3 separate regions of the Homo sapiens genome follow, and all the other regions are linked to region 2. A link is an interaction called in ENCODE POLR2A ChIA-PET data of the cell type or tissue named here. Cell type or tissue: MCF 10A. All regions are shown on one strand.

What was found. ChIA-PET counts read pairs that join two places held together with the same protein. Peaks named below come from ENCODE experiments on the same cell type or tissue, not always from the same donor. Only the 100,000 strongest peaks of a DNase experiment are listed, where the experiment ranks them.
Region 1: POLR2A ChIA-PET joins it to region 2 with 8 read pairs; 1 of 35 experiments calls an interaction of 5 or more read pairs at or near these places.
Region 3: POLR2A ChIA-PET joins it to region 2 with 7 read pairs; 2 of 35 experiments call an interaction of 5 or more read pairs at or near these places.

What each region holds. Positions count from the first base shown.
Region 1 is chr6:41,634,742-41,639,741 of GRCh38, forward strand. MDFI (MyoD family inhibitor) reads left to right here and starts at 3,727. Exons shown (of 5, transcript NM_005586.4): 1 at 3,727-3,911; 2 at 3,998-4,084. The coding sequence starts at 4,009. RefSeq lists enhancers at 1-5, 6-506. In MCF 10A, no CTCF peak of the experiment used is centred here; a DNase peak (open chromatin) is centred at 2,240.
Region 2 is chr6:41,710,612-41,715,611 of GRCh38, forward strand. The region is part of intron 1 of TFEB (transcription factor EB); the gene reads right to left. Among named protein-coding and RNA genes, the nearest start is that of MIR10398, 20 kb to the right of the region's middle. RefSeq lists enhancers at 2,192-2,917, 2,918-3,641. In MCF 10A, no CTCF peak of the experiment used is centred here; DNase peaks (open chromatin) are centred at 2,310, 2,660 and 3,100.
Region 3 is chr6:41,623,425-41,628,424 of GRCh38, forward strand. No RefSeq gene overlaps it. Among named protein-coding and RNA genes, the nearest start is that of MDFI, 13 kb to the right of the region's middle. In MCF 10A, no CTCF peak of the experiment used is centred here; DNase peaks (open chromatin) are centred at 2,227 and 3,707.

The sequences.
Region 1 (5,000 bases), 76 kb before region 2:
GAGACAGGAAGTGGGGGAAGAGCTGTGCGTTCTGCTGGCCACCAAGGAGGGGTGGGCGCCAGAGGCTGGAGCTGGGCCAGACCTTGTGGTCTTGCGGAATGAACTGCAAGGGAGGAGTTGTGAGCTGGCCTGCTCCACTTTGAAGGGTATTGTGAGGGGCAGAGCCCGTGCAAGGCAGTTCTGTCCCCTTTGTTGCCTGGAAGGCTCTGGGGTGGAGAGTGGGGAATAAGCCCTGGAAGGCAGGAAAGAATACTGAGGTGGGAGTCTGGAAAGTTGGGATTTGGTAAGGTTTTGCCACTAACTCACTACATGACTTGCATTAGCTCTTTCCCCTCTCTGGCCTCTGTTTTCCAACCTCTGAAATTGGAAAATGTATTGCACTCTCTGTGGCAGACACATCTCTAGGGAATACACTAGTAGACAAGCCAGTCCCTGCTCTCAGGGCCTTTCACTCTACCAACAGATGAGCAAATATAGAATAGGCCAAGTGCTGAAAAAGTCTGGGTAGAATAATAAAATGGTGTTGGGGGCAGAGAGTGAGAAGTCTGGGACGGCCTCTCTTAGAAGCTGACATAAGCAGAAGAAACGAGGAAAGGGCCAATGTGGGTATCTAGGGGATGCACATTCTGGGCAGAGGAAAGAGCAAGGGCAAAGGCCCTGAGGCGAGAAGGTGCCTGGCAAATTAACCGAGAAAAGGAAGTAGCATGGCTGGCAGGGAATAAGTAAGGGGAGATGAGGGCCAAGGCAGGTGGGGCCCAGTTCATGGAGACTGAGGGACTTTGCGCTTTATTCTGAACTGATCGGTGGGCCCCGGGGAAGCTGGGCCTGGGCTTGGGTGCAGAGCCCACTTGGTGCTGTGCATATGTGTGTGTGTGACAGTGTTGGGTGGGGGAACACCTTTGATCTCCCCTCATTTACCCTGGCTTCCTGGACAGGTCCTTCAGGAAGAGACAATAACAGGGCCGGGTCTAGGGTGAGGCATGTGAAACCTGGAGTGAATGAGGCACTTGGCTCAGGTTCAAAACTTAAGGGGGCATCAAAAAACTCAGTAATTAAGATAAAACAATATTTTCCTGCAATATGTATAAAAATCCAAATTAATGCCAAAAAGTCTATGATAAACAAAATGCCAACATTTTAGATAAAGACAGGATCTGACCCTGAACTTGCGTGATTAATTACCTTAATCCTGGTCCTGTTTCCAATACAACTTTATTTAAAAAAAACAAGGCAGCTGGCCCAAAGAACTGTAGTTTGCCCATTTGGTATATTAAAATATTGCCTTAAAATATTCCTCATCAGTCTGGGCACGGTGGCTCATGCCTGTAATCTCAGCACTTTGAGAGGCCAAGGCAGGCAGATCACTTGAGGTCAGGAGTTCCAGACCAGCCTGGCCAACACGGTAAAACCCCGTCTCTACTAAAAAAAATTAGCCAGGTGTGGTGGCAAGCACCTGTAGTCCCAGCTGCTTTAACTTGGGAAGTGGAGATTGTAATGAGCTGAGATCTCACCACCACACTCCAGCCTGGCGGACAGAGCAAAATCCTGCCTCCAAAAAAAAAATTCCTTATCTTGGCATCCCCGAAATCTTGCACACCAGGTGAGTGTCTCACTTACCTCACCCCAGTCCTGGTCCTGGGCCCCAGTGCTCATCCCTCCTGAGGCTGAGAGGCAAAGGGATTTCCCCAAAGAAATATAGTAGATGGTGGGTCTGGAAACTGGGCTCCCATGCCAGGCCTCCAGCCTGGCCATCATATCCTATCATGCTCTGAACTGGAATGTTGATTTTAATGTGTTGATTTTTAAAAACTTTTTATTCAAGTATAATAGTCATACAAACAAGTGCCTGCATCATAAATGTTCAGCTTGCTGCATCCTTACAAAATGAGCACACCTGTATAACCAGCATGCGTGATTAAATTTAAAGCATAATTTACATTTCCAACAAAACAGACATTAGTACTGGGCCAGATTCAGAGGACTTTTGAGATCAAGCAGGCGACTTGGAATAGTAAGGCTCCGGGACTGAGCTGATGCAGAGTTTAGGGGCCCTGGATTGAGACGAGAAAGCAGGGGGAGGGGTGCAGCACTGAGGTCTGGGGTTCGGGAGGGGGCCCTATACGCGGGAGGAAACGGAGAGAGACGGTGAGGATTGCCTTCGGAGGTGGGTGAGGCCCAGCGTGCGCGCCCAGGTAAGCAGGTAAGAATGCAGCAGCCGCCAGGCCCAGGCGCGGGCGCGTCCCGTCCGGGTGACTCAGCCCGTGCCAGGAAGCGGGAGTTGGCTCAGCTCTCCAGAGCTCCCGGACAGCAGCCGGATCCCGGCCGGCTCCTGGGGCACTAGGACAGACCCCCGCGGCTAGCAGCCCGGCCTGGGGGGCGGAACACTCTCTTCTTGTCCCGCCCCACCTTCCTCCGGGCCGCAACCACCCCAGCCCATCGCTGGGACGTGGCCGCGGGTGCCGAGAGCGCTGCCGGCGCCGTGGGGGCCATCCCGGTCCTGGCCCCGACGGCGCCCCAGGACCTGCGATAGCCGTAAGTAGCGACTATGGGGGCTAGGAGAGTCCAAGAAGTGGGGAGCTGGGACGCCCGGCCTCCTGCGTCCCAGCTCTCCACTTCCAGACCCGGCTGGACTCGGGACTAGAAAAGGTGGCCTGGTGCCGCCGCTGCCTTCCAGTGTGCTCACTGGCCCTCGTGGCGGGGAGCCCAGACGCGGCTCCTAGGCGGCCCTAGACAAGTACGGCCGAGACGCTGTCACCCCAGGGGGCTGCCCCACCTGAGCATCATCCCACGGGCCCGCCCAGCCCCACCTGGAGAGCCGCAGGCTCCAAAGTCTTCCCCATTCTCGGGGACCAGGTTCCGGGGTCGCGCTGAGGGCCCCTGAACCCTCTTGGACTGCCTGGCAGCGGCTTCTTCCTACCACCACGGCTCACCATCCAGACGCGCCGCCCGGCTGGCCCCACCGGGAGAGGCTCCCTCCCTCCCCTTTCTCCCCGAACCCTCATCTTAGAAGCCCTCGGATTCAGTCTGGATCCCAAAGAAGGGCTGAATTCGGAGGACCTCTCTTTGCCCCCAAAGTCGGTTTTCTGACACACATTCCCACGCACAGCTGGTAGGGGCAGGAGGGTCGAGGATGCTCTGGGCTGCTGCGGCACAGGGCAGGCTGGTTGGTCACTAACCGGATTTCCCGGACAGACAACTCTGGCGCTGTGGGCGGGTGGCCTGGGAGCCCAGATCCCTGTCCCTGGCTTAGGACCCCGGGAGGAGACCGAGGGGGTGGGTAAAACGTGACTGAGAAACTTGATCGCGCCCATCTTTGGGGCAAAGAGATTTGGAGGCCGCAATTATTCAGACAGTTCCACGAAGTGGTTGAGGTTTCTCTCTTTCTCCTGATTTTCCAGAAACTTTTGCAGAGTTTGGACAGGCAAAGGAAAACGTGCAGCCCGCGGATCTCCGGGCCTCAGAGAGCAGGGAGTCGGGGAGACTGAGGCCCCGCTCCGAGAGCGCGGAGGAAGCGCGCCCAGCCGGCTTCCTGTGGGGGCTCGGGCCTCGGGCGCCCCGCGGACAGACGTGTCCGGCTCCTGGCTGGGCCAAGCCCGGCGCGGGGGAGGGGACCCGCAGAGGGGCGACTGAGAAGGCGAGGAGGGGGCGGGGAGAGGGTGGGCCAGGGAAGAGGGGAGGGGAGAGGCGAGTAGGGGAGGAGCGAGGGGGGCTGGAGGGAGAGAAGGAAGAAGGAAGGGGCGAACGGCGTGAGCTGGCGCCGAAATGGGAGAAAGCAGCGAGTGAGAGGGGAAGGGGCGCCAGGCGAGCACCCGGGAGCCAGCGGGACCTGGGCAGGGGCGCCCGGAGCAGGCGCGCATGGCGGGCCCCGCGCGGGGATCCGGCTGGAAGAGAGCGTAGCACGGCTCGCACGAGTGAGTGGACGTGGGAGGCGCGCATCTGCGGGGGAATCGCCCCTTGCCCGCCTCCGGCGCCGCCCGCTGAGCCCTGTTTTCCGCAGGTCCGGGGCCGATGTACCAGGTGAGCGGCCAGCGCCCCTCTGGCTGCGACGCGCCCTATGGAGCCCCCAGCGCAGCCCCGGGCCCAGGTAGGACCGGGAGTGGCGAGCGAAGCTGGACAGGGGCGGGTGGGCGGCTGAAGGGGCCAGTTATTAGTTCTCCTCTCCGTCCCCAGACGCGGGGAGACCGTTCCAGGGAGCTTGGTGGGGGTAGGGACGAAAAGTCTGGGTTTGAGGACTTGGTCCAAGGAGAGTAGGGGGCTGGGCGAGGGAGGCAGGGCCCTGAACAGAGGCTGCGGCTGCGCCAAGTTGGCTCCAACTCCCCGCAACTCCCGACACCAGACACACACACACACACACACAAACACACACACATACACTCCGCGGTGTCTGTCCGTCTGGGATTTGTGTCTCAACTGTTTCTGCCCAGTGTGTAAATATTTGTGGGGGCCTGGTGTGGGGGAGGGGGCGTTGTCTGAATCTTTCTCTACTTCCCTTCCCCCAGCCCAACCAGAGCCCAGCGCTTCCCGAAAACTTTTGTCTGCCGCGAGCGGCTGCAGGACCCAGCCCCTCCCCTCTTTCTTGCCATCCCTTCTCCCTCGCCTTCCTTCCCTCTCGTGCCGGCCAGTCCCCGCCGCCCCTGCCCTGTGCACACACACGCACCCCAACCCAGTGTCTTCAGCCCAAGTGAAATGCCCCGTCCCGCGCCTGGCGCCGTCTGTAACCTACCCGCGATTCCTGGGGGAGCCTCTCACGCCAAGTACGGTTTGTGACTCCCTGAAGGGGTTTGGAGTAGGGGCCTCGCCGGCCCTGGTTCTCAGTCCCTTCCCCTCACTGGCCAGATGCCTAAGCCGAAGCTCCCAAATGGAAGTCCGGGTCAAGGAGAAGTCAGGAACCTCTGGGATGTGTTCAGGGCCAGGGGAACCGCGTGCAGGAGTGTGGACCCGGATTTCATAATTGGAATCTCCACTGTCTAAGTCGTTGCCTTCCTCCCCACCAGCGCCAT
Region 2 (5,000 bases):
TTTTCCTGCTCCATCACCCCCAATTGCTCTCCACTACCTACCAGATAAAGTCCAAGCGCTCTAGTTGGGCCTCCAAAGCATGCAGGATCCCTCTCCCTAAACAAACACTGGGTGCAGCCAAGGGGACCTCCTTGCTCTCTCACGCCAACCCAATCTGGGCCCCCAGACCCTCCCCCAGTTCCTCTCCCACAGATTATCCAACTTCTCCTCCTCTCTGGAAGCCCTGCTCCAGGGTCTCCTCCTCCTCCCGACAGCACACCCTGACTTCACCCACCTCTAATCACCATTTGGGCACAATTACTTACTCTGTTCCAAGCCTGGTTCTGTGTCTGAAACAGGAATACAAGGATGAATAAGACAGCCCTTGCCCTATGGTTTTTACAATCCAGCTTGGAAAAAACATCATCACCTGATAGCATATATTGTATTTCTTCTACCACTATGGATAATACTAAAACTTGTATTGAGTTGTAAAACCATCTATCAAGGATGGCTTCTAAAGCCGTGATAGAGCCAGTGCCAGGCCCTTGGCTTTATCATGTATTAATTCATTTGGCCTTCCCAATAACACTAGGAAGTAGGAAATACTACTGTACTCATTTTACAAATGAGAAACAGGTACAAAGAAGTCACCTCTCTGGTTTTCTCAGCTGCAGTGTGAACTCCTTGAGGGCTGTCCCTTGGTTTCCTCCTCTCCCACACAGGCTCCAGGTAGAGGACACTCGGACATGGCCCTCTGGGCTCAACGTCCCCACCGCTGTGGCCTTAGGTGAAGGTGTGCTGACTGGTGGGTGGGAATGGTATACATGCAGGAAAATGAGCGCCAGCAGAATGGAGGAGACTGGCCTCCCAGGTGGGGTATGAAAGGACACAGTCTCGGTGTCCCCTTCCAGCATCTCTCTTCCCTGCCTGTCCCCAAGGTCCAGCCCTGGCATTTCACAATCCTGCAGTCACTGCAGAATTCCCTGTCCCTTTGCTAAGAGCGCTGAGGTGGTGTAGAAGGAGGGAGCCAGGCTTCATGCCCAAGACAGACAGGGGAACAAAAGGGTGGGCTGTTGGAGAAGGGAGGAGCCCTTCAGCTCCCCCAAGCCCCAGGGGGTCAAGCCTCTCTGAGTGAATAAGCCTAGCCTGGAAAGTAAAACACAGGGCAGGCCCCAAAAGGGTCATGTCTGGGCACCCTCACCTTGGCAGGGGGGTGGGGGAACATGGGCCTGCGGCAGAGGCAGGGCCCTCATGGCACCGAGCTGGGCTGCCCCCTTGGCAGGCTCACCCAGCTCAGAGGCCTCTTCAGGCTGGGAAAGCTGAGGAGGTGGATGGCTCAGACCCAACTTAGAATAGAACCATCATGAGGCATTGAGTGGGGTTCTGGGTTGGTGAAGGGGGCTTCGCACAGCCTATAGAGCTCAGCAGTGGGGGTCCAGTCCCCAGCCCCGGCCATACCTCACCTCAATATTTCTATCCCCTCCTAGAAGGCACAGTGGATGTACAGTGCAGGTAGAGCAGGGAAACTGAGGCACAGAGCCTGTCCTCCAGCTCTGGAAACCTGCTCTGCCTGTCTGGCCACCAGCACCATCCTTGAAAATGAACCCCCATGTTTCTCACAAGCACACAGGACTCCAAATCCTACCATTCCAGGGTCCTACAGGACTCCAGATCCTACCGTCTCAGGGTCCTCTTCTACCCTGGGGACATATATTTTCGAGAAAGAGGCTCCCCAAAGTGGGGCTGTGGAAAGAGGGCACCGTGCCTTTTCCTGAGTCCTGGTCTGGGATTGGGTGACGAGACCAGTAAGGGGCTCAGCCACAGCTCTGGGCTCCAACCCCGGCTCTGCTTCTCACTAGCCATGAGGCCTTGGGCAAGTTACTGAAGCCTCTCAGGGCCTCAGTTTCCTCCTCGGAGAACAGGACTAAGTCTCCCTGCTCTTGTCTCTCATAGTTGATAGTATCCAAAAGGTCCTGGTACCCCACCCAGGACTCATACCCTTAATCACTAGTCCTCCCTCTTCCTCCTCACCAGGGGCCCAAGGGCTCAAGCACTGGCAGGGGCTGCTGAGGAGCTGACGGAGCCACTGCTGTTGATAGAGCCGGTGCCAGGCCCTGGGCAGGCACGGGGCCCAGGCACACAATGGGGCTGTGTGTGCACCCAGCGTTACTCTGGAGTGGAGCTGGGCAGGCAGGCTGGCATCTGGGGTCAGGCCAAGAATTCATGTCTCTGGAGAAAGCCTCCCCACCCCCTCCCAGGCAGCACAGCTCTTTCCAGGGGTGAGCAAGCACCACCCACTCCCCCACCCGGCCTAGGAAGGGAATGGGAACTTGCTCTGGTGGCAGGTACTGGGAAATGGGGACTCCTGAGTCTAGCCACTGGCTGGGCTGCTCGCTTGCGAGGCATTTTGGACCTATTACGTAATCTGGGGTTGCAGCCTCCTCTTTGGCCAGAGGGAGGGTGAAGTCTGCGGGGGCCAGGAGAAGGAGCAAGAGAAGTCTGGCTGCGACCCCCACCCCATACAGAGGGCCTCAGTCCTCCCTCCCCAGCTTACCAGGGCCCTGGGCTCAGCACAGGTTTTCTGAGGCACCCAGGACTCCTGGCCACCCAGCCTGCACCAGGGTGCTGGGGTACCCCAGGAGAGGAGCTGGCTCACTCCCCAGGAGAATGAGTCACCAGCTGGCTGCAGCCAGGATGGCGAGGCGGGTGGTGGGCAGGTGGAGCTTGTCCTCTCCTGTCCCTGGCAGGTCTTCTCAAGCTGGAAAGCCACTCAGCTGGTATCAGTGCTGACCACAGCATCCCAGCCCAGGCCTCACTGGGCCACTTCTTCTGGTGCAGGGACCGTCTGGCCGCAGGATTCAGAGAGACTTGATCCCCTCCGGTCCCTACGCTGACTCACTCTTATAGCTGTAGGCATGGGCAGCCTACTCCTCTAATTGTCTCTGAGAGGGTGTCAGGCTGCAGGGAAGGGCAGCCACCTACCCCCAGGGAGAAACGCGGTCTGAGGCGAGGAAGGAGGGGAGAACTCAGGCACCTGGTGGGCAGCAGGGAAAGGCAGACAGCCAGGCCACCTTACTCCTCAGGCTGTGGCCAAAACAGGGAGGGCCCCTTTGCATGAATCATTTTCTATTCTCCCCAGAGCCAGGAGGCACCCAGGAACAGGAGCTAACTGGCCCTGCTCCCTGGCTGGCTAGACATGTGGCACCCTCCCTCACGCCCAGTCATAACGACACAGATAGGCGTCCTGATGCATGCCACCCACACTCCCTGAAGGTCATACACAAAGTCACTGTGGCAGCCCAGCCCAGTGGACACAGTTGGATGGCCACCCATCCCCTGACACCCACAGGAACCCCCCAGCCTGAGCTAGAGTGGGCCACACCACATCCTGTAGGCCCCAAACAGTGCTGAGTCTGGGAGCACCTCAGCTCCGAGGGCTCCTTCCTGGTCAGAGGGCAAGGACCTTTCCCAGCCAAGACCACTGCACTGAGTCCTGTGTGTGCGTGTGTGTGTGCACGTGTGTGTGTGTGTGCGTGTGCATGTGTGCGTGTGTGTGCATGTGCATGCGTGTGCATGTGTGCGTGTGTGTGCATGTGCATGCATGTGCGTGCATGTGCGTGCGTGTCTGTGTGTGTGCGTGTGTGTATGCATGTGCTTCTACCACCCCTACTCTGAGAAATCACTCCCATGCCCTGAGAAAAGAGACGGTGAGAACCAAAGGGCCTTCGGAACCTGAGCCCATCGTGTTTGTTTTCCAGATGAACAAACTGTAACTCACATTGGGGAAGTGTCTTTGTTCTAGATTATGAATAAGGCTGAATCTGGAACCCAGGCTGGGGTAGCTTATGGCTAGTCAGACAAAGCAGAGGATGGGGAAGAGGGAGCAGGGGCGAGAAGGAAGAAAAGGGAGGCGAGGGAAAATTCATCACCAGATCAGAGGTGCGGCCTTGATGGTATCATTCCATTCATTCATTTCAAATATTTCTTGAGCACTTACTACATGCCAGCACTCTGGCAGGGCCTTTCTGCCCATATCACCCCTCCCTCCTGTGAGACACTGCTTCTGAGACGGACTATTGTCTTCAGGGGACCCCCATCCCGAGGGTGCGGGGAGACTGGGGCAGCGCTGGAAGCTCTACCCTTGAGTGGCGGCCCGGCCCCAGAGAGGCCCTGGAGGCAGCCTCCTCTGCCCTCCACACCCCAAGGGACTCCAGCCCTCAGGGAATCCAGTGACCACAGCACTCCAGACCCTGATATACAGGTTGGCACTCCTCCGGGAGTCCATGCCAAGTCAGAGGGCACAAAATGTCAGACGACAAGGAGCCTGGGAGTCACCTACCAGAAAGTCCCAGGTTGATGTTAGCAGCAGCACTCCCATTTTCAGACAAAGTCGGCCTGGACCCTTGATATGTAAAACATGAGGATGAAGCCGCTCCATGGAGCACCAGGAGTCAGTGTGAGGAGCAGGAGAGCAGCATGGGGAGTGGGAGGACCACCCCACCTGGCCTCCAACCAGGGCCTCCCCCACGCTCCCAGATAGTACCCAAGGCACCTTCTGGGACTGTGACGAAGAATCTGAAAACCACAGTTTTCTCTGGCCTCTCCATGTTGCGGAAGTCTGGAGGAAGCAGGGAGTATGTGCGGACCACACAGCTTAGGGAGAGCTAGGACCACAGCCCTGGCCCTCCCAACTTCCAGGCCAAGCTGTTTCCCAAGACTCTCAAGACAACAGGACCCCATCCTCCACATGGGAAAGGGACACAGCAACACCCCCACTCCCAAAAAAGTCTCATGAGCCGGGCGCAGTGGCTGACACCTGTCATCCTAGCACTTTGGGAGGCTGAGGCGGGTGGATCACCTGAGGTCGGGAGTTCGAGACCAGCTTGACCAACATGGTGAAACCCCATCTCTACTAAAATTACAAAAATTAGCCGGGTGTGGTGGCGGATGCCTGTAATCCCAGCTACTCGGGAGACTGAGGCAGGAGAATCGCTTGAACCCAGGAGGCGGAGCTTGCA
Region 3 (5,000 bases), 87 kb before region 2:
CTTTTCATTCCCTTCCCTCTACCTCTGATTTTTCAGTCCCTCTCTCTCTCCACACTCCTTTTCCCTCAGACGAAAACATACTCCTGTCTACTGCCCTCTAAATGCAAACAAACAAAAACATTCCCTCTGTCCTCCCTCCCTCTCCAGCTCTTTTCCTCTTGCTATATTTCCTCTCACTGCCAAATTTCTTGAAAGAGTGCTCTGTGCCTTCCACCTTCCATTCCCCACCTAATGCCCTGGGACGTCTCCACAAGCCCCTGCAACACAGACACTGCTCTCTCACCAAGCCCCGGGCACCTTGTGGCCTCTCTTTCTTCTTTCTTTTTTTTTTGAGACGGAGTTTCAGTCTTGTTGCCTAGGCTGGAGTGCAGTGGCATGATCTCGGCTCACCGCAACCGCCACCTCCCGGGTTCAAACGATTCTCCTGCCTCAGCCTCCCTAGTAGCTGGGATTACAGGCATGCGCCATCACGCCCGGCTAATTTTCTATTTTTAGTAGAGACTGGGTTTCACCATGTTGGTCAGGCTGGTTTCGAACTCCTGATCTCAGGTGATCCACCCGCCTTGGCCTCCCAAAGTGATGAGATTACAGGCGTGAGCCACCGCGCCCGGCCAGTGGCCTCTTATTTATCCTTGCTCCACTCAGCCTCCCTGGAGAAGAGGGAGAAAGGCTGAAACCTGTTCTTAGGGCTTCCATGATTCTATCCAAAATGGCCTTTAGACCTGGACAACCAGGGTCCCTGATAGAGCAGGGAGCTCACGGGGTCAAAGAAACACACCTCCCTGGAACGTGTAACTTGTCGCTGGGCCATGGGCCAGGTAACCAATGTTTGGACATTATTTGCCCCAATAGCCCTAGGCTCTCTTCTAGAGCCTGCAAGGGCTTCCTCCCTCAGTTTGTCCTATTCTTCTTCTTTTTTTTTTTTTGAGATGGAGTCTTGCTCTGTCATCCAGGCTGGAGTGCAGTGGTACGATCTTGGCTCACTGCTGCAACCTCCACCTCCTGGGCTCAAGTGATTCTCCTGCCTCAGCCTCCTGAGTCGCTGGGACCACAGGCACGTGCCACCACACCCAGCTAATTTTTTTTATTTTTAGTAGAGACAGGATTTCACCATGTTGGCCAGGCTGGTCTCAAACTCCTGACCTCAAGTGATCCACCTGCCTCAGCCTCCCAAAGTGTGGGATTACAGGCGTGAGCCACTGAACCTGGCCTGCCCTATTATTCTTTTTTTTTTTTGAGACGGAGTCTTGCTCTGTCGTCAGGCTGGAGTGCAGTGGCGTGATCTCGGCTCACTCCAACCTCAGCCTCCCAGGTTCAAGCAATTCCCCCTCAGCCTCCCAAGTAGCTGGGACTACAGGTACGCGCCACCACGCCCAGCTGATTTTTGTATTTTTGGTAGAGTCGGGGTTTCACCATGTTGGCCAGGAAGGTCTCGATCTCTTGACCTCGCAATCCGCCCACTTTGGCCTCCCAAACTGCTGGGATTACAGGCATGAGCCACCGTGCCTGGCCTATTATTCTTTTTATTTTCTAAAATATTATTTCAATTCCTTGAAGCTTATTGAAGCTTCCACGTGCCCCAGCATATAGCTATTTTTTGTAACAGCTTTATTGAGATGTAATTTATGTATCATACAGTTCACAGATTTAAATACTATTCAACGGTTTTTCATTTATTCAGCTTTGTGAGCCATCCCCACAGTCACGTTTAGATCCTTTTCATCTCCCCAAAAGGAAATCCTGCACCCGTTGGCATCACTTCCCCTTCCTCCCCTCCCCCAGCCCCATCATCTATTTTCTTTTTATATGTCTGTTTTATGTTTTTCTTCCTCCTCTTGCTCCTCCTTTTTCTTCTTTGTTGTTGATACACAAAAAACTGCACCCATCTCCTATATACGATTTGATGCATTTAGACTTATGCATATACCTGTGAAAACGTCACCACAATCAAGGTAACAAACACAGCCATTACCTCCAAAAGCTTCTTCATGCCCCTTTGTTTTTGGTTTTGTTTTATTTTCCTCCTTTTCCTGGCTTTGTCCTTATGAGGCTAAAGTGTGATTCTGGTACATGTCCCCTCGCCTGAGGAGTAACCAGGGGCAGCTGTTTATAGGTGGAGCTGTTTATAGGCCAGAGCCTGAAGGCATTGCTGGCACTGGCATGCTCATTCACATGACGCTCCTCACTCTGCAAGACAAGCCAGGAGTGTGAACAGAAAGAGGCTGGCTGTGAGCCAGAGGCGGTTCGTGGGGTTTCCTGGGTCCTGCAGATGTTAGGGGTGGGTGTGGTTCTGCCCTCTTGGCTTGACTTCTGGCTCTTGGACTGCTTTTCCCTGACTCTACTGACTTGGCTCCCTCGCTTATCTTCCTAAAAAAAGGATTCCTCCGGAGCCAGCTTTTCACATCCACAATTTCCTTCCTCTGTCCCCCTCTCTTGGGGCACTCACTGAGTAGTGAGGCAGGTCTCCATCCACACATCTCCTTCCTCCTTCAGATGGGAGCTCCTGGTTGGGGGGCACTGCTAAGTCCCCTAGCACAGAGCTAGCACCCAATGGGTATGTGGTCAATATTTATTGAATGACAAAGGGAATGGTTAAATGCATTTCACTTATTTGCACCCATGATCTGAATTCACCCTGCTAAACTTGCATTTCCCCAGCAGATGTGAAGAAAAGACTAAGAGCGGGAGTTCTGTAGTCAGACTGCAGCTGTAAACCCAGCTTACCATTTATAAGCTGAGTGTTCTCTAGGGCAGGTCATTCAACTGCTCTGTGCCTCAGTTTGTTCTTCCACAAAATGGGGACAATACTGGCACCTACTCAATAAGGATGCCATGAGACATAGAAGATCCATGGGCCTCTGTTCCCCTGCCTCTGTGCGTTTGCTTGTCCTACCTGGAATTCCTCTGGCACTATCTTTGCTTAGTGAAGCCTACCTGTTCTTAAAGGCCCAAGTTAAATGCGCCACGTCCTTGAAGCCTTCCCAGATTGCCACAGCCTTATGCCTCCTCCCCAGTTAAATAAACACGGTATGCTTCCTGAAGGCGGCTACAACCCACACTGCTCCAGGCTGTGGTGATGCCTGTCCACACCTCACTATCCCCACAGAGACTGAGCTTCTTGAGGGCAGGGGCTCAAGAGTTGGTGCTCAACAGATGCGTATTGAATGAATGAATGGTTCCAGGATATTCCAGATATTCGGGTGATGTTCTGACAAACCTACGAGACTGTCTTTTAGATACTCTTGAACTGAGGCCTCTAAGATAGTAAACACACCACTCCAACTAATTCTTTGGATTTAAAGGGACTTTGGCTTACTGAAGAGCTTATTTTGACTTGTTGAGAGTTAATTATCAGCAAGGAGCTAACCTGGGAGAGAAGAAGGAAGGACAAGAGGTCTCTCCCTCTGTCTACGCTATTAATATAGAAAGAGTATTACATGGTGTGAAGATTACATGACACAACATTTTAAAAGGCCTAGCGGAGCACTTAGCCTGAAGTTGTCCCTCAAGAAATGGTAGACTCATTGATTTCTTTTCGTGGTTGTTATTGTTAGGAAAAACTGAGCTTGCAAGGATGGAGGGCTGATTCATTCGTAGTTGGTAAGTAGTCATTTTTGCTTTAGGACTATGGTTCCACTTCCAGCCTTGTGCTTGTCAGTACATGAATTCGTTTCCTATCGCTGCCAGTCTTCCATCAGCGGCTTTAAACAATGTGAGTTTCCTGTCTTACTGCAGTTCTGCAGGTCAGAGGCCCATCACGCGTCTCATGGGGCTACGCTGAAGTGTTGGCAGAGTGCCTGCCTTTCTGGGGCCTAGCTCCCTCTCTCTACCCTCTAAGGTGGCCAAGAAGGGTACAGTCCCCCACTTGCTGCCTGCCTCTGCCCTCTGCTAGGCTGTCATACTCTCTCTCTGATCTCTGCCAGAAAACGCTCTCCACTTTTTTTTTTTTTTCTTTTTTGAGACGGAGTCTCGCTCTGTCTCCCAGGCTGGAGTTCAGCGGCGCGATCTTGGCTCACTGCAAGCTCCACCTCCTGGGTTCACGCCATTCTCCTGCCTCAGCCTCCAGAGTAGCTGGGACTGCAGGCACCCGCCATCATGCCCGGCTAACTTTTTCTATTTTTTAGCAGAGACGGGGTTTCACCATGTTAACCAGGATGGTCTCGATCTCCTAACCTCATGATCCACCCACCTCGGCCTCCCAAAGTCCTGGGATTACAGGCGTGAGCCACCGCGCCCGGCAAGGCTCTCCACTTTTAAAGATTTATGTGATGAGATTGGCCTACCTGGATAATCCAGGCTAATCTTCCCATTTCAAGGTTCCACGCCCTTCATCACATCTACAAAGTCCCTCTTGCCCTGTATGGTAACATACTCATAAACTCCTGGGGCATCTTTGGCCTAATGCAGTACACTATCTATCAAGCTGTCCTAAGCATGTTTTCTATGTGGACACTGATCTCCCCTCCAGACTGTCTCGGCATCATCACACTAACAGTAAATCATTATATAGGGCTTGCCACACAGCAGGCACTGCCCTAAGGACTTTACATTTCTAACCTTATTCAACATGCCCCAAAACCCTCTGAGCTCCCGACTCCTTAAGCATAGGCTGCACATAGTGACTTCCTTCCAAAGAGTACAGTTTGGAGAGGAGAGGGGTAACTTGACTGTGGAGAAACCTGATAAACACGATCTCAGCCAAGTGACCAAGGTTAACATCAGTGGTTATAAGTCATGGTTCGTAGGATGTGCTATTGATATGATTTGATGACTATTGTTTTCTGTTGTTGTCGTTTTTGAGACGGAGTCTCACTCTGTCACCCAGGCTGGAGTGCAGTAGCGCGATCTCAGCTCACTGCAACCTCTGCCTCCCGGGTTCAAGTGATTCTCCTGCCTCAGCCTCCTGAGTAGCTGGGACTACAGGTCCATGCCACCACACCCGGCTATGTTGTCCAGGCTGGTCTCGAACTCCTGACCTCATGATCCGCCCGCCTCAGCCT